3 separate regions of the Mus musculus genome follow, and all the other regions are linked to region 1. The links are chromatin loops, found by intact Hi-C in ENCODE. Cell type or tissue: heart. All regions are shown on one strand. Each heading gives the region's core, and the rest is flanking DNA. Links, peaks and the distances in the headings are about the cores only. Region 1 has its middle 8.1 kb from the start of Grm4. Region 2 holds the start of Uqcc2 (ubiquinol-cytochrome c reductase complex assembly factor 2). Region 3 overlaps Gm34736 (a long non-coding RNA gene).

What was found. A loop is a pair of places that touch in the nucleus more often than their neighbours do. Peaks named below come from ENCODE experiments on the same cell type or tissue, not always from the same donor. Only the 100,000 strongest peaks of a DNase experiment are listed, where the experiment ranks them.
Region 2: it touches region 1 in a loop (2.9-fold over the local background); 10 of 42 quality-filtered maps call a loop at or near these places.
Region 3: a loop joins it to region 1, with 7 times the contacts of the local background. A loop is called at or near these places in 14 of 42 quality-filtered maps.

What each region holds. Positions count from the first base shown.
Region 1 is chr17:27,516,613-27,526,443 of GRCm38, forward strand. It overlaps the pseudogene Gm16005. Among named protein-coding and RNA genes, the nearest start is that of Grm4, 8.1 kb to the left of the region's middle. In heart, for the core only: a CTCF peak has its summit at 4,158 (motif pointing left); no DNase peak of the experiment used is centred there; H3K27me3 peaks cover 6,547 bases.
Region 2 is chr17:27,128,803-27,138,633 of GRCm38, forward strand. It overlaps Uqcc2 (ubiquinol-cytochrome c reductase complex assembly factor 2), which reads right to left and starts at 5,089. Exons shown (of 4, transcript NM_026063.2): 1 at 4,938-5,089. The coding sequence starts at 5,075. In heart, for the core only: a CTCF peak has its summit at 5,205; DNase peaks (open chromatin) are centred at 3,539 and 5,129; H3K4me3 peaks cover 1,431 bases; H3K27ac peaks cover 1,267 bases.
Region 3 is chr17:27,207,308-27,217,138 of GRCm38, forward strand. Gm34736 (a long non-coding RNA gene) reads left to right here. Exons shown (of 4, transcript XR_385492.4): 2 at 1,873-4,920; 3 at 5,082-5,243; 4 at 6,157-6,503. Among named protein-coding and RNA genes, the nearest start is that of Gm34736, 7.4 kb to the left of the region's middle. In heart, for the core only: a CTCF peak has its summit at 5,687; DNase peaks (open chromatin) are centred at 4,587 and 5,554; H3K4me3 peaks cover 330 bases; H3K27ac peaks cover 772 bases; H3K27me3 peaks cover 2,874 bases.

The DNA of each region.
Region 1 (9,831 bases), core at 689-8,688:
CACCACCCACTGCCACCTGCTCTTCCAGAGACCTAGGTTCAATTCCCAGCACCCACATGATGCCACACACTGTCTGTAACTTGAGTCGCAGGAGATCTGACACCCTCTTCTGGCCTCCTGGGTACCCAAGCACATACATGGTACACAGACATACATATGGACATGACACCTATATACCTAAAAATGATTCTTTTACTATCTTTAAATAATCTGTGTGTGGAAGTCAGTTCTCTTTCCATCATGGTGTGGGTCCTGGTCAGACTGTAGTCTCAAGCACCTTTGTCCACTGAGCATTCCTGCTGGCCTGTCCCCAACTCCCTGTCCTCAACTCCCTCTTCATGCCTGTATCCTGACCTCCCCCAAAAGAAAAAAAAGAGTTTGTCCACTGTGCCAGCCGCTTAGCTGGAGTCGCAAAGCCGTCCTGTGACTCCTGCATTCAGAGAAATCTAATAGGAGAGAACCATTGTCTTTGAAAGCCCTGCAGTTGGGGTCCATTACAGTAAGTCACGGTGAGCATGGTCCTGGGAGGACTTACGGACTCTCTGACAAATGGCCGAGGTCGCAGCCATGCCTTACCCTCTGACCCTGAGGGTTTCCATCCTGTCCCCCCCCTAGACCAGCCAATCAGGTAGAAATGTCTATTTAAATACAGCTGCACCCTGGCAGAATGCAGAGAGCCAAGTCACCATGCAGGCACCCAGGGGTCAGAGGTCACCTTGACTTGGGGTTGCAAGATCAGGGTAGGGACTGCAGGAAATCAGTGCCACCTGCTCCTAGAATCACACAGCCCTTTCGTGCAGAAGACAGAAACCAAGTCTCAAGGGCACAGACACTGGCAAATTTTCTCACTCGGTCTTAGGGACAGGAAGGGACAAGGCTTAGCTATCTCTCTAGATCCACACCGTCCATCTGTCTTTACAGGCAAACAGCAGAAGGTAAGGACAGGTATCCAGCATGGCTGGGCTAAGCTACACCTCCCAGAACCACAGCACCTGCCACAGGAGGACTCCAAATGGAAGACATTCCGCAGTGTCCCAGGCACCCCTTAGCACCCTGCATCATAGGAAGAGGATACAGGACAAGAGATCAGGGGGACAGGGGTCTCTCTGCCCCTTGCCACTAACATGAAGACTGCACACAGGGGCCAGGGCAGGAGGAACATCAGACAGAGAGGCAGAAGAGAGCAAGGGCGCTTCCAGGCCCACATTGCTTCCCAACTGTTGCTCCAGGGTTTCCTGGTCTGAAAGCGATTTCCTTGGTCAGCCTCAATTTCCCAGCAGTGAAGAAGGAGAAGCAGGGGAGGCTGGGAAAATGTCTGCTCCAGCGTCGAGCCATGGCATGAAAACCCAGAGAAGACAGAGATCTCTCCTGCCCCTGAGCTAGAGAGCAGAAAGTGGTCTCGTGCACCCAAGGACCGCGAAGGCTAGTTCATGGAGCACCCGCTGCCTCGAACCTTTGAATGGCTGGGAATGGGAATTTCTCAGATAGGCAGGCCTCCAGGGTGGGAAGCTTTGGGACAAGGGCCTTGAAGGATGCACGGGTTTAAAAACCAAAAGATCCAGATGTGAGGGGTGTAACACAGCAGGACACACCTGAATCCTCCAAAGGCCTCTGACTGCCGCCTGTCTGCACAGTGAATGCACAGAGCATACAGCTGGCGCTCAGAGACCAGTGAGAGGCTGACTTCCCTGACAAGAAAGGCTGCCTCCTACCCTGCTCCTTTCCACTCTCTCCTCCCCTTTCCCTGTCTCTCTTTTTTTTTTTTTCTTAAGACTCAGGATTTCTCGGCTTCTTTGCCACTCTGCAATTTAAAACTACTTATCATCTCTCCCGCTCTCCCCACACGTCCAGGGGCTGTCAGCCGCGAGCCAAATGTCATTAGGATGGATGTCACAAGCCCAGATGTCAAAATACAATTAACATTTAAAATCTCCTCCCGCCCTCAGCCTGGTGGCCAGCCATTCCGCAGCTCCTTCGGCTGAGTGGCAGGGCCCCTGAGCTCCAAGAAGAGCTGCCAGGTGACAGGCACAAGAGAGGACACCATCCAGCCGGCTACTTGGACTGATGCACAGGCCTACAGGGGGACAGGGGAGGAGAGGGGAGACCTGGAGCAATGTCAAGCTTCCCCCCTGCAAAACCCCTCCCCCCAAGTCTCCTCCATCCTGTCTTCCTGCTGAACCTCATCTGTTGTCCACATCTCAGGACATTCTGCCTCTGCCCTGCCAACACTCTTAGGCCTGCTGTCCTATCTGGTGCTGTCCCAGCCTGGCCATCAACTGAATCATAATATGGTCTGCCACTCAACTCTAGCCTGGATGGGAAAAAAAGGAAGGACCAGGAGTAAGGCACCCCCACGATTGGGGCTGGTGCCACACAGCCCAGCTGATAGGTGAGTGGGGTGCCCCTCTGTCAGCCACCCCCCCCCCACTGCAGCCCTGGCCTATTTAGGAAAATGCTGGACAGCGGCCATGGAACTGTATCTAACTGTAGGGGACCAGGATGGACAGAAATCTGGAAACGCCACCGGACAGTTCACTGCCAGCCGCCAGAGGAGGCCATCGATCCAAGGGCTTCTCTGAGGTTATCTTCAGACGGAGCACACAGCACCATGAAAGCTGGGCTGACCCAGAAAAAAAGCCCATGGAGGTTGCAGGGAGGGGAACAGGATCTCGTGCCTTGGCCAGGGGCAGAGGTCACAGCTGCAAGGACACACCCCCAGTCCCTGGTGACCTCTGACTCCGCCCCTCCTGCCTTTGCCTCTCAGCCACCTCACCCCTGCGCAGACCCCCAAAGAGGACAAAGCAGGCTGGGGAAGAAAAGCTTACACCGCAGGCTCCTACCCTCGTGGGCTGCATTCTAATGGCGTTTGATTGGATCGGATGCGCTCTTAATTCCCTCCTGGGACATCAGAAGGAGGGTAGGGAAGAATCTTTAATTCATCAAACTGAAATATTAATAGACTTTCAACCAGCTGGAGTGGGACGTGGGGCCCCCACAATGGAAAAAGAGAGGGACAGGCAGGCGAAGGTGGGAACGGCAGAGGAGGAGAAGAGCTGTCCCCACCCAGGGTGGGGTTGTGTCACTGGGTGCGGGAAGAAAAAGTTTGTAAGCTTTCAGGTGGGCCACCAAGACCACGTGAGTCAGCCACTCCTGTAACAACCCACACGGGGGATCAGAGGACACTTAGAAGCCAAGCCAAAGTTACTAGGCCAGTGTGGCACGCAGATCCCAGGACCCTGGAGAAACCAAGTCAGCTTAGCCCAGTGCTCAGTCTCAGAGACCCCAAGGCAGGATCCCCACCTGATGTCAAAGACGCCATTCCAAGGCAACTCTCCCTCCACACTGCCCAGGTGCAGGCTGCCGAGAAACGAGCCACACCACGGCCCGGAGAACACAGACCAAGGAGGCTGGGGTAGTCAGCCAAGGTGTTCTACTTAGCACACATCTGTGGGCTCAGGAGCATCTAATTTGAGGCCAGCCTGGGCTACACGAGGAAACCCTATCTCAACACAGCACCAATCCAGGATCACAAGAGGGTGTAGTCCCCTGGAGCTAACATGCCCCAAGGTTCAAAGCTCCACGGCCCACACCAAAGCCACAGTCACAGTGCAGTCAGGCCACCCCTATCTACAGCATCTCCTCTACAGAGAGGCAACACTCCATGGGTCAGGTTGGGCAGATCTGGAGGCAGCACCCAATGGCCCCCTCTCACCCTCTGTCCAGATCCCTTCTCTACCCCCAACTCCCCCTCAACCTTATAAGCCCAAGTGGAGAATTTTAGGGTACTCATGTCCGTGGTTCTCCTCCCAAAGATGGAGGAATTATGTGTCTCCTCCATTTCTATACCTTGTAATGTGTAACTAATGTTATCTGGGCACATGATCAGTGGGCTATCTCTTACCAAGTTTAGGCTTCAGAAAGTGTGGAAATGGACCAAAAGCAGCAAAGAACATGAGAGGCCTAGGGTGGGGTGGGGGGTCCTGCAGGGCCCCGACCCTCCCCTGCACCAGTAGCAGCATGAGTGAATTGTTCTAAGGATCGTCCACAGGATGAAATTCCCTTTGGCCTCGGGCCACCACCTTCAAATAGAGATGGGCTCTCAGGTGCCGGCGGCGAGCAGAACCTGGGTACGCTCCCATCGCGGGCCTGCAGCGCCGCCTCGTGGCCGAGCGGCCTCACTGCACGCGCTGGCCGGCCGCTGGTGCGTCCGCGGATCTGAGCGGGACCCAGGCTCAGGTGTGAGTTGGCAGGAGCGGGAGGAGGGGGAGACGCCGGGATGCAGAGAGTTGTTTTCACCTGAACAGATTCCGGGAGGAGGCAGCGGGGGTGGCAGGGCCCCTATTTCAGGACCATTTTCCAGCTGGGCCGCCGCCCTCAGATTCGTGCGCAGCCACTCACCTGCAATGACGACAAGGCTTTTCTAATCCACATATGCCCTTTGAAAGAGACCCGTGCGGGTCCCCGGTTTCTTGAGTGGGCTGCGATGCCGAGGTGTGGAAGCCAGCAAGGATGGGTAGAAAGTTGTAACCGTCAGCCTTTCCCAATCCCAGTTCCCTCCTTCTCTCACCCTTGCTGCACGCTCGAACCACAAGGACTCCGACTAAGTTTGAGGCTGCACCTCAAACCAGCCAAACCCAAATCTATGCAAAACGCCCGTGATTTCTCTTTTGTAAACTTAACCCAAGTTACAGTCATTTGAAAACAAGCAAACTCTATTGAGAAAAACCACCATCAGTTTGGCCTGTAGGAAAGGCTGGGGGTGGGGGTGGGGGTTCTCTTGATTAATTGATGTGGAGGACCACAGTTTCATCCTGAGACAAGTGTAAGAAGGTAAGCTAGACCCAGGCATGGAAGCAAACAGGTTCGATCCCAGCATTCAGAAGGCAGCCATGGCTACCCAGGGAGACATGTCTGAAAAGAAAGGGCAGCCATGGCAGTTACTGTCCTGGTGTGGACAGCGAGCAGTGACTCTCCGTGTGTCTGTGTTGACTCCTGACTAGGTTTACATCACTGATGGGCTGTGATCAGGGCCCCGTAAGCCAAGTGCGCCCTGTGTTCTCCAAGTTGCCTTTGGGCTACATCTTTATCACAGCAATAGACAGCAGACTTGCACAAGGTCCCCAGCCTCGAACTCTCCAAAATAGAGCAGGGACTCAGTGCACACAGCTGCACTCTCAGTGCAGGGAAGGAAGGCTGTCCTGAGGTAGCCCCCTCCTCAGCAACCCCAGAGATGTGTGGGGTGACAGGGGAGGCGACAAAGAACTCAGCCTCCTGAGCATTGTCAGCCCTAGCAAGGCCAGGCTGATATTCCCAAGAGAGGTGTGACATTTGTGCCTCTGTGTGTACCCATGTGTGTATCTCTAGAGCCAGAGGTTCAATATGTCTTCCCTAATAGTCTCTCCTTACTGGGGGGGGGGGGGTGGACCGTTTCAAGACAGGGTTTCTCTGTGCAGCCCTGGCTGTCCTGGAACTCACTCTGTAGACCAGGCTGGCCTCGAACTCAGAGATCCACCTGCCTCTGTCTCCCAAGTGCTGGGATTAAAGGTGTGTGCCACCACCACCACCTGGCTCTTCCTTACCCCTCTTTGTTTTAACTGTGGCATGGTTTGTTTTATTTTAATTGGTAGGTTACTTTGTGAAGACACCATCTCACTATTTGGGTCCACCTGGTCTTGAACTTACAGAGATGTACAAATAACAGAGATAGGAGTGGAGATGGTGGGCAGAGGGGCTGGGGTGTTCCATGGTCTACCCTCAGACAAGGGACAGAGGGCTTTATGTGGGACTCTGCCATCTTGGGCAGAGAGAAGGGGTTGAGATGGGGGTGTGGGGTGTCCTTTAACCAAATGGCTTATCTTGGCTTAGATGAATGGGCCTTCAAGCTCTACCCAAAAATGTTCACTAGACTGGGCCATCAGGATGGCTTTTTGGCCTCGCCAGTGGAAGCAAGATGATGAATGTCATCCTTTGGAAAGCGTCGCAATAAGACACACACGCTGTGCCACCACTGTAGCTCCAAGGCCTACCACCTTCAGAAGTTGACCTGTGGCAAGTGTGGCTCCCTACTGAGCACAAGAGAAAGTATAGCTGGAGTGCCAAGGCTAAGAGACGAAACACTACCGGGACTGGTCAGATGAGGCACCTAAAGATTGTCTACCGCAGACATGGATTCTGTGAAGGAACAACACCTAAACCCAAGAGGGCAGCTGTCGCAGCATCCAGTTCATCTTGAGGATTCCAATCAGTCAAAAAAAAAAAAGATGGTTCATGAAAGAGGAAAGAAGGAAGGAAGAAGGAAGGAAGAAGGAGGAGGAAGAAAGAAGAAGAGAAGAGGAAGAGAAGGAAGAGGAGGAGGAGAGGGGGGGTAGAGAGAGAAGCACAGGGCTTGCCATCTCCCTAGGACCCACATGGGCCTCTCCATGCAGCCCTTATGCAGAAAATAGGAAACCTGAGGTCACAGCAACCGGCTGGCTCAGGCCAATATTAAGCAAAAATAAGACACAATCATAAGAAGTGAATTGGCACCTGATGGTCATTGCCGGCTGAGGTGTCTATCAGTTCACCACAAGGATCCCGGTGACTGTGACCTCACACAGAGCTTCAGGGAACACAAAGGTCATCACCCCTGCCCTGCCCTCACAGCCGGAGACCTGGAACGTGCAGCTTCCGTCCCCAGCCAAGTGGAGGGACAACGCCTGAGGATGAAGGCCTGTGCCCAGTGAAGCCCAGGGCCAGGTGGGGACTCCCTGCAGAGGAGTGACAGCAGGGCCGGGAGCCAGGCAGGGCATGCAGAGGGGCTGATGGCTGTGGATTGAGCAGAGACCTCCAGGGACCAAAAGAGTCTGACCATGTCTGAATTAGACAGGGGCTGAGGGGTGGGAGGGTGATGGGGGAGCTGAGAGGATGTGTGGAGGGGAGACAGCGAGCTGTGGAAACCAAGGGCCTACAGAAACATGAAGACAAGAATGGCTCATGTCTTTAATCCCAGCACTTGGGAGGCAGAGGCAGGGGTATCTGTGAGTTCAAGGCCAGCCTGGTCTACAGAGTGAGTTCCAGGACAGCCAAGGCTACACAGTGAGACCCTGTCTCAGTGCACACACACACACACACACACACACACACACACACACACAGAGTTCCAGGACAGCCAGGGTTACACAGTGAGACCCTGTCTCAGCACACACACACACACACACACACCCCAAAAGGGTCTAGGGCCGCAGCTCAGTTGTACATGCAGGAAGCATCGAGGTCAGTCCCCAGCAGCAGTGTGGTCGTCCACACCTGCAGTCCTAGGAGGCTCAGAAGATAGCATCACCCTAAGCCACAGAGCTAGGTCCAGGCCTGTCCATCTGAAAACAAAAGGAACCAAATCAGAAAAGCCAGCGAGGCCAGGCAGTGGTGGCACATGCCTTTAATCCCAGCACTTGGGAGGCAGAGGCAGGCAGATTTCTGAGTTCAAGGCCAGCCTGGTCTACAGAGTGAGTTCCAGGACACCCAGGGCTACACAGAGAAACCCTGTCTCGAAAAAAAAAAAAAAAAGAAAGAGAGAGAGAAAGAGAGAGAAAGAGGAAAAGAAAAGAAAAGACAAGATAAGACAAGCCAGCAAGACCATTTGTCAGGCGACCAGAGCGTGGAGAGAAACTACCGACCCCATAATAGTGTCCTTGGAGTTCACGAAGGGAGGGGGAAGGAGGGGAAGGGGAACGTCTACACTAGGTTAGATTAGGAGGCGGCATCCCTTGGGAAGCCCCGGAGCCACTGTCCTGCCCTGGTGGAATGACCCCCTTCAACTGTGAGCCAAGCACACTCTCCTTCCCTGAAGCTGCCTTTGCCTGAATCTTCTGTCTCAGTTGTGAGTGAGCCCGGCTTTTGGCAGCTGAGAGTCTCTGCAGTCCTGGATGTTTTTTGTCCTAGCAACCAGACAAGGAATGGCGGGCTTCAAGCAGAAGACAGCACTCTGTGTGTGCTGCTAGGGCCAAGCCTGAGTCTGCGTATCAAGGGCACACGGCCATTAAGCCACCTCCTTAGCCCTCTTGAATTTCTTTGTTTGAATGTGTGTGGGTGTTTTGCGTGCATGTCTGTCTGTGTATCAAATGCAGGCCAGGTGCCCTTGAAGGCCAGAAGACAGTGTTAGATTCCCTGGAACTGGAGTTAACAGGCTGTTGTGAGCCATCATATAGGAGCTGGGTATCAAACCCGGGTTCTCTGCAAGAGTGAGTGCCCAGTGCACTTAACCAGCAACTCCACCTGGAACTTTCATTTTTCTAAACCTTTTTTTTTTTTTTTTGATTTTTCGAGACAGGGTTTCTCTGTATAGCTCTGGCTGTCCTGGAACTCATTCTGTAGACCAGGCTGACCTCGAACTCAGAAATCTGCCTGCCTCTGCCTCCAGAGTGCTGGGATTAAAGGCGTGCGCCACCATGCCCGGCCTAAACCTTATTTTTAATGATGGCTCTTTTTTTTTTTTTTTTTTTTTTAAGATTTATTTATTTATTATATGTAAGTACACTGTAGCTGTCTTCAGACACACCAGAAGAGGGAGTCAGATCTTGTTACGGATGGTTGTGAGCCACCATGTGGTTGCTGGGATTTGAACTCTGGACCTTCGGAAGAGCAGTCGGGTGCTCTTACCCACTGAGCCATCTCACCAGCCCTTAATGATGGCTCTTAAATGCTTTAACCCCCCTTCTAGTCCACCACCCACCAGAGGTAGTGGGAAAGAAAGGATACAGGGGAAGTGGACCTATTTAGAAAGGTTCTTTGCATCAACTCCTGTCTGTGTTGTCTAGAAATCTGCAGTTCAGTTCACAGGTTAGTAGCAGCAGCTCGATCCACTCGCAAACACTTCACAGATAGACCAGCAGTCCAGTTCAGTAGTGTCAGGATAGCAACAACCTAGCAGAGACAGCCAGGCCTCAGCTGTATCAACACAAGTCAGCAGGAGGGGCCAGGAGGGACACCAGGAGAAGGCCTCAGCTTTGACTCTCTCAGCAAAGGCAAGATCAGCAAAGACTCGAGACCAACAAGCCTTGCATGGCTAGCTCTGCGGGCAAGCCCAAGTTCAGCCTCTGGCACTCCATCGAGTCCTTTTTATACACCCTCCAAACATCACGTGTCCTCCACGGGTCTTGCCTCAGCACGTGTGTCTGTCTCAGCTGACATCACTCTGCCAATCAGCCCAAGTCCAAGGAAGTAGCAAGAAACTGCAGCACGCCACCAGAAGATTTCTGGTGAGTTTCTATGGCGTCCCCACAAACGCAGCTCAACTACACAGTGTAAGGCGGACCAATACACGTGTGTTGTTAGTGAAGAATCCTTCATCACGTGTCCCTTCGTGTGCTTGCTTTAGCAGAACATCCTCTCTCCTGTGTCTGCTTCAGCTAAATGTTTCTTCACATGTTTGCCCCAGCAAACACTATCTAACACAACTTACCTTCCATACAACCCTTAAGTTTCCACTCTAACCACTCTCTTTTTGAAACAGCTTCTCACTAGAGCAGGGTGACCCCAAACTCAGAGATCTGCCTGCCTCTTGCAAGCGCTGGGTTTAAAGGTATATAGCCCTGTGCCAGCTACAGAATGCACTCTTGAGGGCTGGAGAGATGGCTCAGCCGTTAAGAGCACTGACTGCTCTTCCAAAGGTCCCGAGTTCAAATCCCAGCAACCACATGGTGGCTCACAACCATCCGTAATGAGATCTGACTCTGTCTTCTGGAGTGTCTGAAGACAGCTACAGCGTACTCACATATAATAAATAAATAAATAAATAAATAAATAAATAAATCTTTAAAAAAAAAAAAAAAGAATGCACTCTTGACCATGAAGCCA
Region 2 (9,831 bases), core at 1,031-9,030, 390 kb before region 1:
TCAAGTGTCTACAAAAGGCTGGAAAGCAGCCCAGCAAAGGTAAAGGGAGCTTGCAACATGCCAATTTCTAGTAAATTCTTACTGCCTAGGGAGAGACAGCAAGCAACAAGCCCCATTTCAGGATCCCTGTTGTATCTAACTCCAGTCTTGTTTGCTACTTGACTGCTCCCAGTGAGACTCCAGCCTTGTCCTGTACCTACCTACACCTTACCTCCATTCACAGACTAGCACAAATACTCTGGAAGCTGGGACACCAGCATTTCTCATGAAATCTATGGGTTTTAGCAAAGATTCCTACATGCAAAGCTTCACATTACCTGGACTTGCATTTGCACCTAATGAGATTAAAGACATTTTGGGACAAAGAGCTGCACATGGGCGTTATGAAAAATTCAACGCGGTTCCCCACACGTGAATGAAATGGAGGCTCGGAGACGAGCGCCCTTCACAGCTCCATCTCATTCCCTCCGTGTTTCTCTGCTCAGCCGTCAGTAAATTTCTCTTTACCATATTAAACTTTTATACATACAAATCTACATCGGTGCCACAGGCGCTGATTTCGATTCTCAAAATTGAATTTTTGGTGGTGACAGCAATTTGTACTGGGGACCCTATTCCGGCGGCACGAGGGAAGCCTGAGCACACTGGGGAGGCGCTGCAGACTGCTCTGCTAATGAAGGCGGGGCTGGATCCGGTCCAGGAGGCTCAGGGTTCCAGGACTCCGTAACGAACTTCCGACAGGAACCATGCTGACCTGGAGTGCTTTCCTGTCAATGAAACTAGGTGTCTATTTCTTCAGCCCCTACTATGGAAGGTGCACTGCTAGAGAACCAGACTGTGAGGGACATAAAGGAGCAGCCAGCAGTCAAGGATGGGACAAGAAACGAGCACACTGAAAACCAACCTGGCTTCGAGCTGTGTGGAGCTGAGTGGCAGTCAGGGCATGGCAACATTGCAGAGCTCAACAGGACAGGTGTGGGTGTGAGGGTGGAGAATCACACCGACAGGGCAGAGCAGGGTACTGAGGCAGGCTGGGAGGCCTGGACACCAAGGTTGGCAGGCACTGAAGGCCTGGAGTTGACGAAGTGGGGACTACTACTGGATGCAGCCATTTGCCTGAGAGGAGCAAGCTGCACTACACTTTTATACACACACACTCCAAAGCGAGGGTAAGAACGACAATGGCACTCAGCCCATCCTAGACACCGTTCTCCTCACCCCCAGTTTTGTAGTGCCTGCAGCATACAGAGAGTACATGCTGTCCTTAGACCATGTCCCCAAAGTCTGAGTCACAATGAGATGCCTTCTCTGTGGCTGCCACTTGCCAGGCAGCCCCACTGAGGTGCTGAGCCCAGGCCTCACCTGGACGACTACACTCACACCTCGGATCCCTTATGAGATGCCGGCACTGTTCCTTGCTAGAAACCTCCTTGGACCATCACCTAACCCTCTGTAAGACACACCGGCCACCGCCTGCACGGCTGGACAGGCAGCCTTCACCCAAGGCAGTAGTATTTCCAAACCGGGCCATGGTGGGAGCTGACTGGGCTGGCAGAGCAGAGCTTTCAGCCAGCCAGCCCGCACCTGACAACTCATTAGTGGGATCTGCTCTTTGCCTGCAGTTAAGTCAATAAGCACAGCTGTTTGCCCTGCCCCCACACTGAAGCTGGAGGTGCAGCAGGGAGTGAGAACCCTTAAGAAAGCTGTATTCAGAATAGAGCAGACCCACGGCCATGAACTTCAAAAGGCAACAAGAAGCACGAGGTGGTAGGGGTGTTCCCTGTGTTCCGGCTCCCCACTGCTACCCCCTCCTGCTGGGGTTAGGGTGGGCCGAGAGTTGCCCCAGAGGCCAACCTCTGGCTCACATGGAGGCAGAGGGTTCTGTGCTCTGGTCTGTAGTCTGAATTATTAACTGGCCTCCCAGCAAGCCTGGCCTTTCTGCACTGGTGTCCCACTGAGGGCCACCTAGCTTCTGGTCGCACTGGGGAGGTGGTGGCTGGCACAGAAAAGGAAGTGGGCCTCAAGTATTTAATTCCTTGCCCCAACTGCTGTGATCCTAAAGGTCTGAATCAAGGGAGGGAGGACTTGATGCTTACAGAAGAAACTTAACAGGAGGTCTCTCAAGAGAACCGGATGACAGGGCACCTGCTGAGACCTCAGCACAGAGGCTGGGCTGTCTACTGTCTCTTACTGTCAAGGAACCCGAGCCAAAGGTTTTACTTTTCTGATTTAATTTCAATATCTGTAAAAATCAGGACAGTGATAGCTTCTTCACCTGGGGGCCCAAAGGCTAAAATCAGATGAGATGGGCCAAGTGTTCTACACTCTTGTACATGGATACTGTACGGTGGATGTTGGGCCACAGGAAGCCAAGAGGCCAGGAGGATGCAGGTCTCAGCAAGGCCGCTCAGCACAGCAGCCTCCACCCCCTCCAGTTCCACTTTCTGGACAAGTGGCAGAAAGGTGGGGGTCACAGCCATCAGCCACCCCCTGGTCTCATCCCGAGACTGTGGGTTTAATGAAGCGTCTCTCAGAGCTACCTTCCCTTCTCAAGGTCTTTCCTAAGTGATGCGGGGGTGGTGGAGGGAGTGACTCACTCTGTTCTCCATCCCAGCCAAGGACTACTCCTTCCAAAAATTATCACCAAGATTTACTAAGCCCAAGCAGGCTCAATTTCAGGTGACATCAGGATGAGCTACGACAGAGGTCCTGAGTAATGTGCCCGCTGCCACCATGACGCCCTGGCTCACTCCACCCCGAACACATCCATCAGCCGCTGCAGAACCTCTGGTGCAGCTATGACTCAAGTCTGTGTGGGCCTCGACTGATCAGAAACTGCGTCCCTAGGTGGTGACAAAGGATGACAACTCTCAAAGAAAAAGCTCTCCCCTCCCCGCTGGCTGTCTTACCCTAACAATCAAATTGGTGAGCACCAGTCTCTCCGCCTCTGGCATCTAGCCCCTGGCTGCCCAACTCTAAGCTACTCCAGCCCGAGGACTGCCTGCCTCTGTCAGCAGGGCCTGGGACTGCACATACACAGACGCTTCGGACCAAGGACTGTGAGTGAGGAGCGGGTGTCCACACAGGGCACAGTCTGCCCTCTCACCTCACCACTGCCCCAGAAACTTCCTCTACATCTGGAGACGCTCTTGTGTACCAAGAACCACATTAGACAGGGTGTGAGAGTCAGAGTGGGGGCTTCATCTCTGTTCGCAGGAAGCTCATACTGGAAATTAGGGAGCACAGCCCTAGAAAGCCCACAGGGTTTGCCTTGTGATCCGTAAGGTATGGGTCAGTGAAGACCTCCAGCGCAACGTGGGGACCCTGGGCCTGACCTGCCATCCATGTGACAATCAGCAGTGCAGGCATGAGGTGGCCACTGATGGAGCGTCTCACTCCTGAGGCAGGCTGGTTTAGCTGGTTCCTGCTTTGGCAGGTCGTGGTCCATCTCACGGGTCATCCATCTGGCCACCTACCTGTGCTGGGCATCACACTCCTCACCTCTGACCTCTTACCTAAGCCCTGTGCTCAAATAACCTCCTGCCTACTTGACATTCCACTTGGGAGTTTAAAGCCTCCAACGTCAAATGTGCGATGCACTTCCCACACCCCACCTGCTCCATCTAAGTCTTTCCCGTTTCAGCAACCAGCTGCTCAAGCCAAAAAAAGAAAAGGGGAAATCTGGGAGCTGTCCTTGGTTCCTCTCCTTCACCCCACATCCAGGACACCCGCGCTGCTGATGTGACCCGCACATTATGGTCTGCTTTCTGTTACTTCTGTCTCCTGTGCCACTACCATTATCCAAACCACCACCGGCATCTCTCTCTTCCGGTGCTACCACGGCAGGCTCTCTGCAGCTCCTTGTTCCCCAATGCCAGAGCACCAGAGGAACCTTTGAAAATCAGGGCACGTCAGTCCCCTGACTAAATGTCCCCGGTGGCTTCTCCCTTGCTTCCTGGTAAGATCTGACCCCTAGTGCAGGTGGCTGGGCAGTTAAAAAGAACCTAGGTTTGATTCCTAGTACCCACATGGTGGCTCACAACCACTTCTAACTTCAGTTCCAGGGGATCCAATGCCCTCCTCTGGCCCCAGTGGGCACTGCATTAACAGGGTACAGAGACATATCTGTTGGTAAAAAAAAAAAAAAAAAAATCTGTATTGTGCCTGGCTCCTGCCTTCCTTCAGCTTCAAATCTTAGCTGTAGACATGCCACTCACTACCCGTAGGCTTGCTTTCTTTTCTGTAATATGTCAGTTTGGTTTCCTCTGAAGTGCCTGGCCACCCTTCCCGAAGTGCAGTCAGTGTTCACTGTCTCCCTGCCTCGAGACCGACCTATGTGTAACTTCCTCAGGCAAGCCTCAGGAACCCGACTAATGTTACATTTACCACGATCAGAGTACTCATTGGAACTGTCTTATGAGTCTATTTGTTCCTCGTGTCCTGAATAAGAATCCAAAGGCAAAAGGAGAAAGACCTCATCTAATTCACTGCGATTTCCCTGGAAACTAACCTAGTTCTATGCATGCACATGGCCGTGCTTGGTAAGGTAACCTAAACCTGAGTGGGGCGAGAAGGTCTACTACTCACACAAGGGACCTGTGTGGGAGACTCAGTTTCACAGTGACGGAAGGCAGTGAGGCTTAGCTGGAGGTGTCTGGGGATAGGCTGGGCTCGCAGACACATTAACGATGGTAAGGAAGAAACAACCCCGCCTTACAATTTGACTCTTTAGTGGCATCTGGACCTCAGGGCCGCTTCACTGACTACTACACTGTGCAGACAAGGAAGGAAACTGCGCAGAAGGCGTCGCACTCCGCAGCTAACTGCAAGATGGGTACCTCGCGCACGTGCAGCCTGGCAGCGGCCGACGCATGCGCAGATCCCCCACCCTTGCCGCCCATCGCTTCGACGTGCCCACCCTCCTCCCCTCCGGTCACCTGGGTGTTCTCTCCCTCCCGGAAGGCCTGCGCTACCCGCTGCCGCAGGTAAGCGCCCAAGTCCCGGCCCCGTTTGGTCTCGTCCACTGGCCATTCCTCACAGAGCTTAAGGAAACGCCGGTAGCGGAGAGCGGCCATCTTGGGCCCCGCTTGCCCCGCCCCTGGGGGGGAGTAGTCAAGACCGCAGAGGGCGCGTGCGCACTAAGGCGCACTGGCCTTCCCCGTGGACATGCGCAGTTCTACCAACGGCCCACACCCCTCCAGGCAGCGGCGCTGCTCACCTTTGAGAGCGAGGTCTGAGCTCTTCAGCTTCTTGGTTCTGGTACTCGCCCAGCTCCCAGGGGCAAAGCTAACGCGGTGTACCCTGGGGAAAGCTTTGCTCTTCGTTTTCAATGACTTCACAAGCTCGAGACTGAAAAAGCTTCCCCCGAGACCTCTGCTGTTTTGCATAAACGAAACATTTGCATGTAAATACAGGTTGTTATTGGATGGATATGTGTTTGATCTTAACGTCCGTCGTGTACACATACACACACACACACACACACACCGTCCGTCGTGTACACACACACACACACACACACACACACACACACACACACACACACACACACACAGCTGCCCCACTCACACTCATCACCCTGTACTTATCTCTACCACATGGACCTCTGATAGAGTTCTTTAGCTACATCTCCAGCCTCCCGGTCACATTGCTCACCACATGGAGCGGTTTCTTATGAAGAACCAAAAACATTGTTGCAGCCTGGAAATCTTTAAAACAATTTTTTTATAGTGTGTTTTCTTTATTCTAATATGTATGAGTGTTTACCTGCACCATGTACATGTGTCAGTTCTGGGGACCGAACCTGATTCTCTGTAAGAGCAATAAATGCTCTTAATAACTAATTTCTCTAGCTCTAAGAATGAGTGTTTTTATTATGGCAAAATTTAACATAATATATATATCACATGGGTATCATATGTGTGTGTGTGTGTGTGTGTGTGTGTGTGTGATTTTTCTTTTGAGAAAGAAGGTTTCTCTGTGCAGCCCCAGGTGTCCTGGAACTCACTCTGTAAATTAGTGCTCAATGAATGAATGAATGAACAAAGCCACATTCCAAACTAGGTCTGTCAGACCCTAATGTCTCTCAACATTCACAACCTAGGGAGCAATTCCTGGGGTGGGGGTGGGGCAGCTCACGGGACTGTCTGTCTGGCCAGCCCTTGCAGTGTAGCCGGTAGAGGAAGGGAGACCACAGAAGGAGGCAGTGGGCACGAACTTTCCCTGGCACCCTGGCACCTTTCTCAACCTCTTACCACACTTGTACCTCAGGTGGAAGGGAGAACCATTTGCTGCCATCAAGTTACTCCCCCTACAGCCCAAGACAGGGCAAGGGGTCTCGCCACCCCTGACTCCCAAGTTGGCTGTGGCCAGGCGAGTGCTCTTTAAAGCCATACCTGGGTGGGCCCTTGTGGCTTCCAGCCCACCCGGGGCCCTCAATGCCTGGAAGTAGGGAGTAAATGAACCTCAGGAAAGCCACCCAGCTTCATGGCTAACACAGCTAAGGTGAGGCTGTGTTGGGGCTTGGAACATAATGGGGTGATCAGGGAAATTTTCTAGGGGCATGCCTACCAAGCGCCTCACCTTGGCATGGCACTCCAGCCAAGGTTCCCTTTCCTTACCTCGGGAACTGTGGAGAGTGTTCCCTGTTTAAACCACCCACTGATCTGCTCAGATTAAACCCCTCCCTCCGCCTCCTTCCCACCTCCGCCCAAGACCTGCCTCCTATTGCTACTGAGCCACCCCTGATCTTCCTCCCCCATTTCCCTCTACAGCTGGGTAATATTTCTTTCTCTGTATTCCACAGTGCTGCCTGACACAGCCAAGCTCTGCTTCTTTCCCCACCGTGGGGTGGGGAAAATGAGAAGAGAGCTCTCTGGTAATTTTGCCAGGAGAACATCAGAGATCACACACTAGCACGGGATGTGTGGCTAGGCAGTATAGAGAACCATCCTTTCTTTTCTTCCATTTCATTTTGACTTTATTAATCTGTTCTTATTTATCAGTCTAGGTGTTTTGGCTGCTGGTATAACGTGTGTGCCTGGTGCATCAGATCCCTTAGAGAGTTATAGGTGGTTGTGAGCGGCCATGTGAATGCCAGGGAATTAAATGTGGTTTGGTTTGGTGGTGGTGGTAAGGGAGGAGGTTGAGACAGGGTCTCTCTGTATAGCCCTGGAGGTCCTGGGACTTGCTATGTAAACCCAGCTGGCTTGGAACTCACAGAGATCTGCCTGTTCTTGTCTCCCAAGTGCTGGCTATTAAAGGCATGGGCCACCATGCCCAATTCCATCTCCTTTCCTGTCCCCATGTTTTGGTTATGTAGCTCAGGCTGGCCTCAAACTTGAGAACCTTCTGCTTCTGCCTCTGCCTCTCAAGTACGGCAATACAAGGCTGTGCAGCTGCCAGGGTACACACTGCAGATTACTAAAGTAGACCAGGCTATCCTTGAACTCACAGAGATCTGGCTACCTCTGCCTCCTGAATGCTGGGGTTTAAGGCACATACTACCATGCTGAGCTAAATGTAAGACTTTTTTTTTTTTTTTTTAAGTTATCAAGGATTTTTAAATGGTGACAGGCTGGGAAGTGGTGGCACACACCTTTCATCCCAGTGCTCCAGAGGCAGAGGCAGGTGGATCTCTGAGTTTGAAGCCATCCTGGTCTACGAAGAGAGTTTCAGGATAGCCAGGGTTACATGGAGAAACCCTGTCTCAAAAATAAAATAAAATAAAGACAAAGAAAACAGTATCAATAAATATGGAAGTTGTGGTTGTGACTGTACACACTGTCATGGGCCACAGGGGACAGCTGAAGGCCCCTTCCCTGTGCATTTCATACAGTATGACGAGACAGGCAAGCACCAAGCTAACCTATGATAAAAACAGCGCTGGCCATGGCACTCTCCTCATATTAGCTTGTTAGAAGCACAGGCTGAAAGTGCGTGGTAAGTTCAGGAAAAGTCAAGATGGGTGTGGTAGTTTGAATAGGAAGGGCCCCCCCCCCTCCTAGGTTCAGATATCAGGGTGTTTAGTCAGCAGGGGGTAAAACTGTTTGAAAGGATTAGAAGGAGTAGGGGTGTGGCCTTGCTGGAGGAGATGTGGAACTCTCAGCTCTCCTCTCATTACCAGATCTGCCCCGCCATGATGATAACGGATTAACCTCTGAAATTGGGTCGGACCCCGAGGGGCTGTTGTTGGCACAGTCCCATGTCACTCCAGGAAACCACCTGAGGGTGGCTAAGGCAGGCTGCCAGGCAAAGGGGCAGCAGAGACTCGGCGCAAACAACCTTGGGTGTTTATGCCCTTTGCTTTTTAAGTTGCCCTGAGATTCTTTTTTCCTTTGTTTGCCTTGTGGGAGGACCAGCCAAGGAGTCAGAACTCTGCTAGCAGGAGTCCAATTTCTCCTCCCACCACATGGGTTCTGTACATCAAACTGAGTTCCTTAGGCATGGCAGCTAACGCTTTTACCTTTATTTCTTGTTCTGAGACCCAGTCTCATGCAGCCCAGGAGGGCCTGGAAATCACTGTGCAGCCCAGGATGACCTTGAAGTTCTGACCCTTCTCCTTCTACCTCCCCAGTGCTAGGATTGCAACACACACCACTGTGCCTGGCTTAGATAATTCTGGGGATCACACCAGGCAGGTCCTCTTCTAACCGAGCAACATCCCCAGCCCTTGAGATCTAGTTTCCTCATTTTAAAATGAAAATTGGGGGGCCAGAGAGATGGCTCAGTGGTTAAGAGCACTGACTGCTCTTCCAGAGGTCCTGAGTTCAGTTTCCAGCAACCACATGGTGGCTCACAACCATCTATAGGGGGATCTGATGCCCTCTTCAAACAGGGAGATGTATATGCAGCAGAGCACTCATACATTAAATAAATAAGTACAATTAATAAAAAAATAAAATATTGGGAAGAAGAAGCTCAAGGCTAAATCATTGCTATACAGTGTTTGAGATTAGCATGAGCCAATGAATGAATGAATGAATGAATGAATGAATAAATAAATAAATAAATAAATAGGGCTGGAAGTGCAGCTAGGTCAGTAGAGTGCTAATCAGCATGTCTGAGGCCCTAAGTTCCATCTTTAGGAGCATAAACTAGGCCTGGAAACTCATACCTTTAATTCCAGTATCTGGGAGGCAGAGGGAGGCTGACCTCTGTGAGTTCAAGGCCAGTCTGGTTCACATAGTAACTTCCAGTCAGCCACATCTAGGTAAGTAACATCCTGGCTCAAAATAAGTAAAGTAAGCCGGGTGGTAAATTAAGCGCGTGCCTTTAATCCCAGCACTTGGAAGGCAGAAGCAAGAGGATCTCTGTGAATTCGAGGCCAGCCTGGCCACTAGAGAGAGTTTCAGGACAGCAAGGCTATACCGAGAAACCTTGTCTCAAAAAAACAAAACAAAACAAAACAAACTAAAAGGGGGGGGGGCTATTAATCAAGAGCCACAATTGCCCTTCTCCATTTATGGGGTAGAAACTGAGGCAGAGAGGCTAAGATTGGCCAGGGTTGCCAGCTGGGAAATGACAGAGTCCAGATTTGAGCCCCTCCATCTTTGCAGCCATGCGGGTGTAAGTCAGGGGCTTTAGCCAGCACAGGCACGGAGTTGGCTCTTATATATCACATTAAAGGGCCCCAGACCCTCTTAACCTTGTCTTACCTAGGGCCCTTTCCCTTCCCCTCTGTGGGTGGTTTGAACCAGATTCCCAGCTCAGCAGCTTGTCAATCACCCAGCGCCAGTCTGGGCACATTAATGGGCACTGCCTGGCGCGCAGCTCAGTGTCACCAGCCTCATGGGGAGTTGATGACCATTTTAACACCCACCTGCTGGCTGT
Region 3 (9,831 bases), core at 1,211-9,210, 310 kb before region 1:
TGTGTTCTTGACTCACACTGTTGAGAACCTCAGCTGACCCAGGCTTCCTTTGATTCACACGATAGTGGCATCACACAGAGGGTGTGTGGGGGTCCTGGGGAGAATGCAGTCAAAAGTGGGGCTCAGATTCCACTGGTGTGGCTTCAAGTGGACCCTGCTTGCTACCTCATCTCAGTGCCTCGTGCAAGAGGGGCCGCCCACCAGCTCTCTCCCAGCCTGCGGGTCAAGGGAGGAGGTAAATGGAGTGAGAGGGAAATGCCGGAACAGGCTCTACAGGCTGCTGTGCCCCTTGCCTTGCACAGCTCCCCCTCTGGACCACACATAGGTGTCTGAGGCTGAGCCTTCTTCTGAGGCACAGACTGTATCACCAGTGTGCTAACACATTGCGCATGAGGAAAGCGCGTGCTTTCAGATTGCTTTCTTTGGGGCTTTGTCCATGATTAGATTATACTAAATTACAGAGGACGGATACCAGGCAATTACGCTCTGCTTTTAACTATTCAGTCTTATGGTTAATCTGTGCACCTCAGTAATTACGGAATCCCACCAGTGTGGTTAGGGAGAAAGCAGTGCATCATCTCCATCTTGTGGGGCCAGGCTCAGGTCACCCAGCTATTATCTGGGTCCTGTGTCAAGAACAAGCCTGCCTACCAGGGGCTAATCTCCTCTCAGCCACCTTAAATCATCCTGCTTTATAAATCTCTATAAGGGAAGGAAGGCCCGAAGGTCAGGGCCCTGGGTGCTCTGGGCTCTTTGGTTCTTTCCCCTGGTTGGTTCCCTGTTCACACATTGTGGAGTTTGTGCATGTATGAGTGCAGAAGACAGCGGCAACGTTAGATGTCTTCCCCAATAGCTCTCCTTGCTGAACCCGGAGCTTACCAGTCTGACTCATCCGGCTACCCACTGAGCTCCAGGGAGCCTCCTGCCTCCATCTCCCCAGCACAGGATGACAGGTGAACACGGCTGTGCCCAGCTTGTGTGTGGGGCTGGGGCCTGAGCTGCTCGTCTTCTTCTGTAGCAACACAGGGTGCTGACTGAGCCGTCTCCTCTGCCTGCCTGCTAGAGATTTTGTTTTGTTTTGTTTTGCTTTATTCTTCAAGACAGGGTTTCACTGTGTAAGAGCCCTGGTCTGCTGGCTGGTTTTGTGTCAACTTGACACAGGCTGGAGTTATCACAGAGAAAGGAGCTTCAGTTAGGGAAATGCCTCCATGACGATCCAACTGTAAGGCTTTTCTCAATTAGTGATCAAGTGGGGAAGGGCCCCTTGTGGATGGTGCCGTCCCTGGGCTGGTAGTCTTGGGTTCTATAAGAAAGCAAGCTGAGCAAGCCAGGGGAAGCAAGCCAGTAAGTAACATCCTTCCATGGCCTCTGCATCAGCTCCTGCTTCCTGACCTACTTGAGTTCCAGTCCTGACTTCCTTAAGTGATGAACAGCAATGTCGAAGTGTAAGCTGAATAAACCCATTCCTTCCCAACCTGCATCTTGGTCATGATGTTTGTGCAGGAATAGAAACCCTGACTAAGACATCTGGCTGTCCTGGAACTCACTCTGTAGACTAGGCTGGCCTTGAACTTAGAAATCCGCCTGCCTTTGCCTCCCTAGTGCTGGGATTAAAGGCGTATGCCACCACTGCTCAGCCCCTGATTTTTTAAGAGTGTGTGTGTGTAGTTGCTAACAGAGGCCAGAAGAGGACAGCTCAGATACTCCTAGAGCTGGAGTGACAGGTAGTTATGAACTGCCCATTGTGGGTGTTGGGAACCAAACTTGGGGTCCTTTGAGGGCAATGCAGGTTTTTAACTGATGAGCCATCTCTCCAGTCTCAACACTAAAGGCCTTCATTTTCTTTTTTCTTTTTCTTTTTTTTAAAACCAGGACTGAGTCTCACTTTTCTTGTTCTCTGAAAACGTGATCACTTCATCTCCGTTCAGCTTGGATCCTTCCCGCCCTTCCCCCAATTTTCATTACTCCCAGGGTCCATGAGCATACAGCAGGCAGTCAAGTCCACAGCCAAGACACTGGGAGAGCTTGTTCACAAAACAAGACAAAACAAACAAACAAACAAAAACCCACTTATTGAGTCAGACTGTGAACAACAAAAGAGTACCAGGAGAGGCAGGGAAACCAGAGCTGACAGGCCTCACACACATGGGGCAAGGTGCAGACAGGTGTTGGTGGCCTCTTGAGTCCCCAGTGGGGCTGATTACCAAGAACTCCCAAGGGATGGCTGTAGCATGGGGACAGCAGGCACTGGCCGCCTGCTTGTTCTGAACCAACCCCTGCTCTTCTGCAGAGACAACAGCACCGCATCCCCTGGGACCGTACTCCACCAATTCCCAGCTTAAAAAATACAAATAAGAGTTCTAAAAAGACTTCATGTGGCAAAGCCACCCAGAGAATTGTGGTCCTGGTCCCAGAGCCAGCCTGCTCTCCAGATCCCAGGAGCTTAGGACAACACTACAGGATACCAGTCCCCCTCCTAACACCCAGGGGATGGAAGTTTCCTTCTGGGGACAGGGAAGTGGTCTCACCATAGGGCAGAGGGAGAGGGAAACTGTAGGAAATGAGGTTTCTTGCATAGAAGAACACCAGAGCCTCCTGTTCTTCAGTGTTTGGAAGAATGTGGCAGATAATGGTGATCAGAGAGGGAGCTGGTATGGGGGAGGTTGAGTCTGGATGCAGACTTCCTCACCTACAGGTCAAATCTTGACATCGGTCCCCAGACACTCACGACTGCTCTGAGGCATGTGGTGTGTATTTTGGGGATGTGTGGAGTCATCTGGCAGGGCAGGGTCTGTTCCCACAGAAGCACCCAGGGAACTCAATGTCCCTAGCAAGGGAGGTAGGGTAGGGGGTTCTTGTACTGGTAACCACTCTCCAAAACTCTCTCTGCCAGCAGAAAGGGAGGTAGCAATGGAGGCTGGCACAGTGGCTAACTGCTAGTAACCTATGTTGGTGAGAGCTTTTTGCTACCCCACCTAAGCTCCGGGATTGGGCCATGCTACCAGCCCCCGCCCAACTTCCCTTGAATCCAGGGATAAAAGACACAGAAACACACAGTTGTTTGTTTTCAATTTGCCTTCTTGGCACAATGGCTGGGTGGTACTATCTTTCGCCTGGAAAACGTGGCCTTAAAATCACTCTTGGCTCTGCACCTCCCACCTGCCCTAAACTTTAGTGACAAGTCCCATCTAGCTCCTGCTAGATGCCCCTGACCACCGCCTGTAGGTGTGGCCTGTGTGGCCACTCAGTTTTGAGATCTCATATGGCCCTGGAAACTCTGTCTCTCCCTCTTTGCATCTCTCTGCTTGCCTCCAGGGACCTGGAAGTCCCGCCTATCCCATCTGCCCAGCAACTTTCCTGTGGCTTTCTTTACTGACAGATCAAGGACCAATTGGGGAACAGGACCTTAGAATCAGAACTGCCCCTACAGCTCCAGTTTATAAATAAATGAACTTTTGTTAGTATAACGTTAGAATGAAAATTTCCATTCAGTTTGTAGAAGAAGCAGACATAAGTGGGCTGGCCATGTGATTTTTGCCACCAGGTGACACAACTGTAATTTTTTCAAACCTTGTTTTTAATGGTGGTTCTTAAACACTTTAACTTCCCTTGTAGCCCGCCATCCACCAGAGGTAGTGGGAAAGAAAGGATACAGGGGAAGTGGACCTGTTTAGAAAGGATTTTTGGAGCATCTCCTGTCTGTGTTGTCTGGAAATTGTCAGTTCAGTTCATAGGTCAGCAGGCAGCGGCAGCTCAGCCCACTCACAAATTTCATACTTCACGGATACACCAGCAGTCCATTTAGCAACAGCGGTGACACGACCCAGCAGAGACAGCCAGGCCTCAGCCTCGGCTCCAGTCAGCAGGAACAGCAGCAGTTCTCAGCTGTGCTTCTCTCAGGGAAGTGAAGATCAGCGAAGACTCAAGACCCACAAGCATTGCACAACTAGCTGTACCAGCAAGCCAAGCTCTGTCTCCGTCACTCCATGGAGTCCTATTTATACCATCCAAACATCACGTGCTCTCCACATGCCTCCCCTCAGCACCTGCGTTCAATCACCCTGTGTCCGAGGAAGCAGCAACAAATCGCAGCACGTCACCAGAAGATTTTTCTCTATGGAGTCCTGACAAATGCAGCTCAACTATGCAATCAATGTAAGACAGACCAATACATGTGTGTCCTTTCACGTGCCAGCTTTAGCAGAGCATCCTATCTCCTGTGTCTGCTTCAGGGAAACGTTCCTTCAAGAGTCTGCCTTAGCCTTCCACACCTGTGTCCACTTTAATGAAAAAGTCCTTTGTGTGTTTGCCCCAGCAAAACACCATCACACACAACTGACTTTCCAAAGAACGCTTAGTTTCCACTTCAGACGACAGCCATCTGCTCTTTGCTGGGCCGCTGGGCCAGCGCTCCATCAGGATTAACATTCAGAGCTTCAGGGATGGTAAAGGGTCCCTTGAAAGTTACCCAGCACAGGTGAGTGAGGAGGTCCCGTGATCCCAGACAGAAAGCAGACCAGGATTCAGGGGACCTGGATGACAGCCTTGGTCTTTGTGTTGATAACTGTGTCATGTATGGGCAAAACTGCCACCCCTCTGGGCCTCAGTTTCCCTCCAGTGCCAGGAGTGGGGTGACAGCACAGCTTCCCATCTGCGAGATCATCTTGCTAACGTGCGCACAGTTCTGACTGAGGGTTAACTCCCCCTGCCCTGAACTTTCCCACAGCCCATTTGCCCTTTGGAAATTAGGCCATTAAATAAAAGAGGCATCTCATGGGAGTGGAAGCTTTATTTGCTGAGAGGGAGGGACTTTGTTTCACACTACGGAGTGCACACAGGCTCCTGAGCCTTGCCGGATCGAGCAGGTCCCCGCCTGCTCTCTGCAGGGCCATCACAGGGCTTTCAGGAGCAAGTGCCTGAGTAGGAACCAGTCTTCTCACTGGGACCCCAGGTCCAGGGAGGAGGGCAGAGAGGTGGGAGGCTCTGGCAGCACCCGCTGCTCTCTGTAGCCTGGGGCGAGTCATTTAACCTCAGTGCTGCTCCATCTCCAGCACCTCCTCCCCTCTCTCCTCTCCTCCCAGGGACCAGGAGAAATAATTAGTAGTGGTTTGTCAGACAAGATCCAGCTTTGCAAAACTAACAGGAGCAGACCTTGAACCAGGCAAGGCCGAAAGGATGCAAGATTTCAATGTGCAAAATTGAATAGGGAAGAAAAAGAAATCAATCAGAAAGCAGGAGAAACGGTTAGTGTTTGCACTTTCCTCCCTCCGACTCTGGTATCTGGGAAGATTGACAGTATGTGGGAGGGGGGCAGCTCTGGCAGGTCAGAAGGGCACCTGGAAAGGACCCAGGCTGGGAGCTGGGGCCACCAGTGTACAGCAGAGCAGCCTCCTCTGCACTGGGAAGAGACATCTCACTCTCAAGGGCAAAGAGAAACAAAACTCGGCCCCTACTGGGTGCCTCCTAGAATTTTAGTGGCAGGGTGGATGGAGGTCTGCCTGGCTTAAGCCACGGAGATACCACCCTCTGGTGCTTACCAAAGGGCTCCAGCGATATGACCCCCCCCTCGGCAGCCCTTCTGGGGCGGCCTAGTACTTTTCCAGCTGCCTGGCGGTCATTCGAAATCTCATTTGCGCCGGAGCAGTCAGCTATGAAATAAGTCGTTAGCCTGTGAATGAGGCGCAGGGTTGCTACCCCCCAGGCGCCCTACAGGTGGCAGGAGGGACCTACCATAGTGAGTCACTCTGCTCTGCCCCATTCCCCAGGAATTCTGGAGCCTTCTCCACTTTGCACAGTGCCAGAGTCCTGCTGGGGGGGGGGGGGGGGCTGGGGCTGAAGGGGATATGGGGAGTGAGTGCTACCCCACCTGAACAGGATTCTGCCAACACTGGAAGCTCCCCCAGTACCAGGTTTGTCCCAAGTGATCCCAGGAAGGGGAGAACTTAGTGTTTGCACTTTGAGGAAGTGGGGGGAGGGGAGGCTCCAGTGTAAGTGAAGGCTGGCTTCACCCCTGCCTGCAGGACCTCCAACCATGCATGGGCCCCTGGGGAGATGTGATGTGTCTCTGAGTATCCTGGGAAGGATGTGCCCTTGTCCTCCTGTCCCCTGTGCACCTTGGCACTAAGGGTAGAACTCACTCTCAGTGCCCTCTTCCAGAGTCCCAGGAGGAAGGCCCCATGCTGAGATGTCACCCACAGGCTTGAGTAAGCAGTGGCACCCAGAAGCTGGCCTCTGTCTACTGTGACTCCAGTGTGATTTCAGCAAGCCGCCTTCTCCTTGATGTCACACCCAGGCTCTTTGTGGGACTGTACAGCTGAGGCCCGATGGGGATTCTCCTAGACCTGATTTCAAACCCCATCCATTTCTTCCACTGATAGCCACATTCTTACTGTTGCCTCCCCCCTCTCCTAAGACTCTTTTCCTGATTGGGTGGCTTCTTTAACTGGGTGCCAATGGCACCTTGCAGTTCAGAGGCTGTACTGGCTAATTTTATGTCAACTTGACATAAGAGTTGTCAGAGAGAAGAGAACCTCAATTAAAAAAAATATGTCTCCATAAAATCAGGCTGCAGGCAAGCCTGTAGGGCATTTTCCTAATTAGTGATTGATGGGGGAGGGCCCACCCACTGTGGGTGGCGCCATCCCTAGGCTGGTGGTCCTGGGTTCTGTAAGAAAGCAGGCTGAGCAAGCCATGAGGAGCAGTAAGCAGTGCCCCTCCGTGGCCTCCTGCCTCCAGGTTCCTGCCTTGACTTTGATGATGAACAGCAATGTGGCAGTGTAAGCCAAATAAACCCTTCCCACCCTACGTTGCTTGGTTACGGTGTTTCATCTTTGGCAGTAGTAATCCTAAAACAGAGGCCCTGCCTCAGCTGGAGTCCCACTGGCTACTCCAGCTATAGCTACAATCCTGAGGTGCCACCCCCTCTGCCCCTCCATTTCTGTGATCTCTTTCCTCAGTTTCTGCATCAGATAGGAAATCCTGTGGGGTTCCATCTCAAGCCACTCTGGGTCCTGACCCCCAACTTCCACTTTCCCCTCTCTACCATCTTTGTCGTCTTCCAGTCCCACACCCCCGTGGCCCATGCTCAAATACAACAGTTGGGCAGCTCCCTTTAAAATGAAAATCAGACCATGTTCCTCCGTTGATCAAATCCCCCAAGGCTCCTGCCTCAGCAGAGTGAACCCCAAGTCCAAACCATACAGCCGGTCTATACTGACCCCACTCTCACCCTCCTTTCTCAGCTCTGGCCTTTTTCTCATTATCTGTGAATGCACCAGGCTCTTCTCTGCCCCAGGACCTTTGCACGACTGACATTTGGGTCTTGTATTTAATAAAGTCCAAACCATGCAGCCGGTCTATCCTGACCCAGTGCCAAGGGACCAGGCCTGGTTCTGCGGGCCCTACTCTGTTCCTGCTGAGGACAGATGGAGAGAGCATTTGTTTGTTCGTTATCTCGACTATCTCCCTCCTGGGGATACTATCTCCTGCCTCCTCAGTGGCAGCCCCACCAGGGGTCTCCAGCTCTCCATCTGGGTTCTCTGAGAGATACTCTCAACCTCCCCTGCACACAGTGCTCTGGTCACTGTCTGCCATTCTCAGATGCCTGCCTCACTTTGCCTCATTGCTGGGTCCGTCTTTCCGTCCTGTGACAGCTCATGCTGTCATGCCCTGTTTACTGTAACATCCACCTCTGGCTGTCCTTGCCCGGCTGGAGAAACACATCCTGCACTGTAGCCTTTGCTACTTCGTGGGTTCTTTATTTCCCCACCCTTTACCCCTCTGGTTTCACCTCCTATGCCGAGATAGGAGAGAAAGGAGGAGAGGAGAGAGGGGAGAGGAGGGGGAGAAAGAAAGAAAGAAAGAGAGAGACCCCTGAATATAATTCTTTCCTCTTTTTCCTTCTTTGATCATGGCTCCTAACAACCCGAACCAACTTCCCTCAGTGGCTACCAATCACCAACCCCTCCTCTCTGAAAACTTCCCAGAATTCCAAATGTCACACAATCACAGAAACTATCTGCAGCTGGCAAAACCACACCTCTGCTAGAGCATGAGGCAAATCATAGTCAGCTGCTGCAGACAGTCTGAAGCAGCCCCACACCCAGGGGTAAAACATTCTCATAATATTTCTGTGTCTTTAAAAGAAATCAAAATTCCAAAACTTTCACCACACCACGCTGTCTCTTTCCACGGCCCTCATCGTGTCTGGTTTCTTCTTTGGTAATAAGTTCCCAGAAGCCCATAAGTCCCGCCTCCTTGGTCTCCTGCAGGAGCCTCACTGGCTCTGGACCTGGCACCATTCTCTTTCCCACAGCAGTAAATCACACGGATAACCCTGCCTTCTTCAGCCACCACAACCACACTCACCTGTCTCTGACCACCTGGGCCAAACTCCCAAGACTCCAAACGCACTAACTCTGAAAGAGCCTTTATTTCCAGTGTCTCCTGCATGACGCCTCTCAGGTCCCTCAAAGCCTCTCAGGGCTTGAAGTCAGGCTGGGGGCTGTCCACCATGCATCGGTTCTTGGTGCTTAAGAAAAAATAGCACCCAGACAGTTACTGTTAATTAACTTAAACCGAGAGAGTAATGACTGTCCTTCATGCATATTTAAGTGTGCAGATGCGTCTTTCTTAGCAGAGAGCCTATAAAGAAGGTAGTAGAAAGCCTAGCCTGAGAGGGCGCCATGGGGTGGCCCAGAACTCCCAGTCCCTGGGAGGTGATTGATTAGAGTCGAGGCAGGGAGATGAGTTATGGGTGAAGGAATAGGCAGTTTCTTCATAAAAATCTCGGCTTCCTGCAATTACGAGGAAAACCACTGAGCACATTAATACAGCCCATTTGGGGTGTGTGTGCACAATAACGTAGCCCGTTTGGGGGGGTGCCCACGGTAATGCAACCCATTTCAAGGGTGCCTAGGGGAGCTGGTGCACCTATGAGTCATACTGCTTGACTCTAGCCCCGCCCAGCCTGCAACATGCCAGCCCTCCAGTCAGATAAGCCCGTTGTCATCTCTGGTGATGCTTGGGACGGTCCTGTGCCCTGCCCTGCAGACCCTAGAGCCATCTGGTGAGCTTTAGGCAGACTCAGGAGAAGGTGCACAGACAGCATGTCCCAAAGTGTCATCTGGATTCAGCGTGGCCTGTCCCATATAGGGAGGGGTACATTCAGGGACAGGCTTGGATAGAGCAAGCTGCCCGGCCTCTGGACAGCGACTCAAACTCTGGCTGGATGAGGCAGGAGACCCCCATTTCATTCTCTGTGGATTCAAGGAACCCAAATGCCTGCTCAGCCTCCAGACTCCCCTTGAAGTGTGAGCCAGGATGGTGGTCCTGCTTCTCCATAGCCACACCCCCTGGAGTTGCCATTGGCCCTGATTTTGTTTGGAGTCTCTAGGGAAGGAAGGTTGTATAGCTCACCCTGGCTATGACTCTCAGCATTCTAGTCCTCTAATCCCCCAAGGATCCAGGCCCCACCTTTCATGGCAGCCCAGGATTTCTACCCCTGAACCCCAATGCTTAGTCCCAGGGTCACTTAGAGGTAGAGATCTCCTGTGGCATCGGCACAGGGGGATTCTGGAGACAGGATCTCATGTGGTTTAGTGTCAAACTCGATATGTAGTCAAGGCTGACCTTGACCTCCTGAGCTCCCCACCTCTACTGCCTCAGTGCTGGGATGAGCCCGCTTGAGACTTTTCTTTTGTTTAAAAATGTTAGTTTTTCATCCTCTTGCGTGGGACAGCCTGCTCCTTGGACAGATCTACAGGCATAGGCTCAGGGCCGTCCTTGGTACCACAGAGAAGCCTGGGATATACATCTCCCTCTGAAGGAGTG